Linked DNA regions of Mus musculus: region 2 is linked to region 1. A link is a loop called in an ENCODE intact Hi-C map of the cell type or tissue named here. Cell type or tissue: gastrocnemius. All regions are shown on one strand. Links, peaks and the distances in the headings refer to the core of each region. The heading gives the core; the rest is flanking DNA. Region 1 holds the start of H2bc6 (H2B clustered histone 6). Region 2 has its middle 7.2 kb from the start of H4c18.

Region 1 (2,926 bases), core at 168-2,667:
GTCGTTTACGTTCCTGTTCGTGACGAAACACTAAAACTAACCCAATCCTGAAAGAAATCTTATTAACCTCATTTGAATACTGCGTAATGTAAATGAATGTGGTGTTAACTGGTGACGGAGTAGGTATTTTACCAAATGTTTAGTGTGCCCAAGGGAGGGAGTTAAATTTTACACAATCCCTGAGCTGGCGAAGTCCGAGCCTGCCCCACAGAAGGATTCTTAGAAGCTGCCATCAACAAACAGAAGGACAAGGAGCGCAAACGCTACTGAAAGGAGAGCTTCTAGCAAGTGTACAACGTGCTGAAGCAGGTGAGCCCCAACATGAGCATCTTATCCAAGGCCATGGGCATCAATTACATTTTAAAGCACATTGCCTGCATCGTGCCGCATTACAAAAAGCGAGTAACCGTCATATCTCAGTTGATCCAGACTGCCATTCTCCTGCATTGCCCAGGAAGCTGGCAGAGCACCAAGCCTGTTACCAAGAAAACAAACCAAGTGCGCATTTGCACGAATGATTTCAAGGACTTTAAAGAGCCAGGCATTCTTTCAACAAATGAGTTGTTGTTGTTTCAAGTATCCTTAAACTTAAAACTATGCGGTTTTTTGGTTTTTGTTTGTTTGTTTGTTTGTTTGTTTGTTTTTTCTCAATCTGTTGGACATGTGATCAAGAAGTATAGGCCAAGTTAGCCCGGAATTTTCAATCCTTCCCAAGTGAAATTTATTCCCGTGTACTACCATGCCTGCCAGGGTTCTCATGCTTCAAACTTGTGTTTATGTGAACTCGGTGGTGCCCTGGAAATGAGGGTGATCGTAATGGTTTCAGGGAACCACACACTCACTGGCACATACATCCACATGGCATACAAGTTCAGAATAGTTAATTTGCTATCAATTATAGGTACTAAAATTAACTAAAGATGTTTTAAGCATGCAGCTCTTTATCTGTGCGCTTACGTATCCAAGTTCCTCTTCTAGAGACTGAACCGACCTTAGCATCCCGAGATTGCTCTCCTTGAGCACAAATGAGCACTCTCAAACAATTTCGTTTCAATTGGAGCTTTTGCTTTCTTCTTCATTCCAACCCACAACCTTTTCTTTTTATAAGGTATGTGTCTTATAGAAAAAGGGTTTAAGACAAGAGTTCCCACAGAAATGTGGTTGTTTGTAGATGCTTGCTTTGCAAGCAGGCCAATTTCAATGTGACTGGATTTGCCACTGGCAGAGATTATGCTCTGGCAGAAGGAAAAGCAATCAGGGATGATTAGGTTCTCTGTTACTGTATCTTAAACAGTTACTTAGTTCACGTCTTTGGCAGCTTTCAACAAGTATGTGTCCTAGGTGCCCCTTGCCCATAGTGGTGGTGCACTTGTTACACCTGGAAAGCAGGAAGCAGGCTGAAGCCAGAAGGAGGAAAATCCAGGTCTGTCAGATGTAGCTGTGTCTTCACCAGGCAGACTGGCATCTTGTGCTTAGGGAAGAGATGATGGCAGAGAAAATAAATCAAGGAAATAGAGAGGCTGAGAAGTAGTGTGGCTAGGAGAAAAGCAAATACAGGTTTTTAAAAAAATCTCAACATGGATCAGGTCGAATTTGAAGTATACTGGATAGGATGGAGGAAGCAGTGAATTTAGAACCTCACGAACTCACACCCTCACGAACAATAACAGGGTCATGTTGTAGGGATAGACTGTTGAGTAATGACACGTTTGATACCACTATAGACAAATAAAAATCCTACTGATGTTTTCCTTTTACAAAATACGACACTGCTCAGGTCAAGGGACATGGCCTGTGTGAAACCCCAAGATCTACAGCTGACTTTTGCCCTGCCTAAACTCTGGTACATAAAGTATTACTTTGACCTTGAAGTAGAGCCTTAAACAGCATCTTGAGCTAGTGATGTTGAGGCACGAGACAAAAGATCTTTCTTCAGCAGAAAATGTAAGTTCACACTGCCAAGCACAACTACACCGAAAAGCTCAAGCTCTGAACTTGGCTCTGGATCAGGCTTACATTCTAGAATACAAATCAACAGATACAGTAGCTAAACTGGACATTTAATTAAGGTTTTGCTAAGGTACTCTTGTGTCTTGGAGCACCAGGGAGATCCAGTACTAATTATTTATTACTTTGCATTCTTAGAACTGTGCATCCGTGTATGAGGTAGAAACACTGGGATCATTGCTGAGAATTTTCTAAAGTTGATGGATTTTCAAGACAAGAAATAAATAAATGAAAATTATTACAAGATGCTCATCATGTTATGCTGACTCGAAGTATAAGCTCTTAACAAATACAGTACTCATTGTCTGGTGGTCCTCTTCTGGCCTCCTGGGGTACACATGCAATGCACATATATAAATATAGGCATATGTATAAATCATACACATACAATAAAAATAATAAATTTCTTGAAAGGAAAGAAAGCCATAGGATGTGGTGGTGCAGGCCTTTAATCCCAGCCACTCAGGAGTTAGAAGCAGGCAGATCTCTATGAGTTTGGCAGACTGGTCTACAAATCAAGCCTATAAAGACCACATAGTGAGACAAAGAGAGAGAAAGAGAGAATATGAAGGAAAGAAAAAGAAAAGCTAACATCATTGTCCTTTCCATAATAATGATTTGGGAGTTTTTAAGTCAAAATATTTGCGTGTGTATGTGTTTAGCGTTTACTGAGTTGCAATTTCCTTCCACCATTTAATTCTCAGTTAGTAATTAGTTATGAATTTTATCCTTTATGTGTTGATATCACATGAAATTACATGCTACTCTTTCTTGACCTCTTTAAAGAAATAGAGTTGGAGTTCCTAATGTTGGTTCTTGCTTGCATTTATAAGACAGGTATTTTTAGTTCATGATGAGTTATTTAATTAAACTATGTCTTAATTAATTAGATAAAATACATTTTTGTTAACATTTTACA
Region 2 (2,926 bases), core at 255-2,754, 1.8 Mb after region 1:
AAAACCCACAAACCCATCCTTTATTTTAGATAGATTTGGATTATGTGTTAGGCAAGCTCAGCAGGCAGTCTGCTCCTGTGGAAAGTGCAGGTGAGGCAAGGGCAAGGACTCCACCCTAGGTCGGTTAGGTCAATGGAAGACCAACTGTGGCAAACAATTCAGGTCTGTTTAGCCTACTCAAGGCTGGGGAAAGGCACAATTCCCCTGTTTTTGTTTTTGTTTTAAGGTGAGCTGGACTTGGGATTTACTTGTTGTCCATGATCCCCTCTAGGGTATAGAGTGGCTAGGCGGCCATGTCTGTCTTATGTCCTTGTCTCCTTCTTACCTGTTGTAGAGGACAAACATGGCTTTTTGGTGTTTGTCTCTATCTTAGGTCGAAAGGGGCTCAAGAACAGGCCTTCAAAAGTACTTTCTTTCCCATTCAGACAAAAGCCACGAAGGACATATGAACATGGACTCAATGCATGTCTTCATAGTGATAACTGCCACGGTGAACAGCTGAGCTTGCTGAAAGTGATCCTGTGTGAATGCAACCAATCTGGTTAAGATACAAAGTCCAAACGTTAAAAGCAACAAGATTAAAGTTGTCTGTGGGAGTATCCCAGGTATTCAATTCAGGTGCTAATTGGCAAAGATCAAACACAAAGTCTGGCCACCAGGTTTATAGGGGGTGGCTTTGAGAATTGATAGAAAACACTCTCTCTCCAGTAATCGTGGAGACTACAGTCCAGGTTAACTCAGCTGGCTGATAAGGATTTTGAGCCATCTTCATCGTTGGTATCAATAATCATTAGAAGGCTTGTGATCTGTATCCACTTGATAAACAAATCTTTCAGGAGCCATTGGGATCCATTTTCTTTTTGTGAAAAAACATCAACAGAACCTTGCCCCCATATTATGTACAGTATTTCAATCATGCCATGTGCCAGTAAGAGGATCCTTCCATTTCACCTAGGTGTGACCAAGCCTAGTTGTAGGGTGCCATAGACACTCAGCAGAGAGGTCTTTGGCATCAAAATTTTTAAAAATTTTAAAACAAAAAGAGCATTTTTAAATAATGTGGTGTACAGGGATATAATTCCCCCTATTATTTTCTTAAAGATGATATTGTTTTAAAGTTCCACAATACCTTGTATTTGACAATTATAAAGAATCACAGTAATATGGGTAATATTAAATTGTCTACAAAACATCTCATATGCTTGACTGTAATAGCCAGTTCCATTATCTGTTTTATTTTTTTTAAAGATTTATTTATTTATTATATATGAGTACACCTTAGCTGTCCTCAGACACACCAGAAGAGGGTATCAGATCTCATTACAGATGGTTGTGAGCCACCATGAGGTTGCTGGGATTTAAACTCAGGACCTCTGGAAGAGCAGTCAGTGCTCTTAACCACTGAGCCATCTCTCCAGCCCCCTCCATTGTCTGTTTTAAATTTGATTTGGAACACAAAGCTTAGAAAAATAATGCAGGCAATGACTAATTACATTTTTAGTTGCTTCTCCTGTTAAAACAGTTGCAATTAGAAAGCCTGAAAAGGTATAAATAGTCGCATGTGTATATTTTACTTTTCAAAAATCAGAAATATGAGTAACATCCATTTGCAATAATTGATTAGGTGTAAGACCTTGAGGATTAACAAAAATTATGTGGTACAGGTAGAAATTGAGGACACTGAGAACAAGTCTTTACAATTTGACTTGCACATTCTCTAGAAATACCAAATTGCTGTCTCAAGCTATTACTATTTTGATGATGGAAACATGAGATTGTATGGCCAATTGTTCCAGTGTAAGGCCTATAACTGGCACGGTATACAAATCTGCTGTGGCGTTGCCCTAAAGGGTCTGTCCAGGCAATCTAGTATGAGCTCTTAAATGTCCAAAGGCAGTCCTTTAAAGGATCAGTACTTTTCCTGAACTTGAGCTGTATTTGCATAAACAATTGTAAAATTTGAGAACTAGCAGTATCTAAAAAAGGAACAATTTCAAGCAATTGCAAACCATGATCTATATATTGGCTACCAGTATGCAAATTAAAAGCTTGGTTTTTCAACATTTTAAAAACAGTGCCTACAGCATGTATTTCAATTATTTGTGCTGAAGTGGAGGGAAACTCAAGAGAATAAACATGTGATGCAATCACATGTTTCTCTCCCATAGATGAGCTGTCTATTAATATAGTAGTAGATGCATTCTTTATGGGATAAATTTACAGGAAATACAAAAAGCAAAATTGACAACCATTATCCAAAAGACAAGTTGTTTCAATTTGAGTGAAAGAAGAGTGCATGTGGTATGTGTGTGTTATGTGTATGAAGTGTGTGTGAAAGAGTGAAAGGAGAACGCACAGAGGTGTGTGTGGGCGTGAGAGTTCAAGAAAATAAAAGCACAGAGGAGAAAAGCAGAGAGCACAAGAGAATGCAGAGAGAGTGTGTGCAGCCTCAAGCTGTGAATGAGCGAGAGAGAAAGAGAGCAGAGAGTGAAAGAGAAGAGAAACTTTAAGCCTTGAAAACTTGCCTGTCAGCTTGTACCCAAAAAAGCAGTCTGTGTATATTTATTATGCCCCTTGCAGATATCCCTGCTTCCAGTTGAGAACTCTGACCCTGTGTCGAGGCTGGACCCAGACATTCACTTGCTTGATTTTTTTCTTAATCACAGATATGGGTGAGCTAAAATTCCTGAGCCTGTGATCAAACTGCAGCCAATGGAACACTGGCAGTTTAACAATAATTTTTAAGTTTCTTTTGCAATATTAGAGCAAAACCATAAATTTGAAAAGCAAAATTCAATCTTTACAGTGTAGACATCTATTCTCTTTAGAATCAATGAGTATTACTTTCAAATTACAAAGTTTGGCTGCCAGTTCTCGTATATGAATGCACGACAGTGCAACTTTTAATACTTCATTAAAGAGACAT

Evidence for each region. Peaks named below come from ENCODE experiments on the same cell type or tissue, not always from the same donor. Only the 100,000 strongest peaks of a DNase experiment are listed, where the experiment ranks them.
Region 2: a loop joins it to region 1, with 2.8 times the contacts of the local background. A loop is called at or near these places in 5 of 42 quality-filtered maps.

The regions. Positions count from the first base shown.
Region 1 is chr13:23,618,299-23,621,224 of GRCm38, reverse strand. H2bc6 (H2B clustered histone 6) reads left to right here and starts at 131. Exons shown (of 2, transcript NM_001177653.1): 1 at 131-309. In gastrocnemius, for the core only: no CTCF peak of the experiment used is centred there; DNase peaks (open chromatin) are centred at 377 and 1,363; H3K4me3 peaks cover 803 bases; H3K27ac peaks cover 666 bases.
Region 2 is chr13:21,823,579-21,826,504 of GRCm38, reverse strand. No RefSeq gene overlaps it. Among named protein-coding and RNA genes, the nearest start is that of H4c18, 7.2 kb to the left of the region's middle. In gastrocnemius, for the core only: no CTCF peak of the experiment used is centred there; no DNase peak of the experiment used is centred there.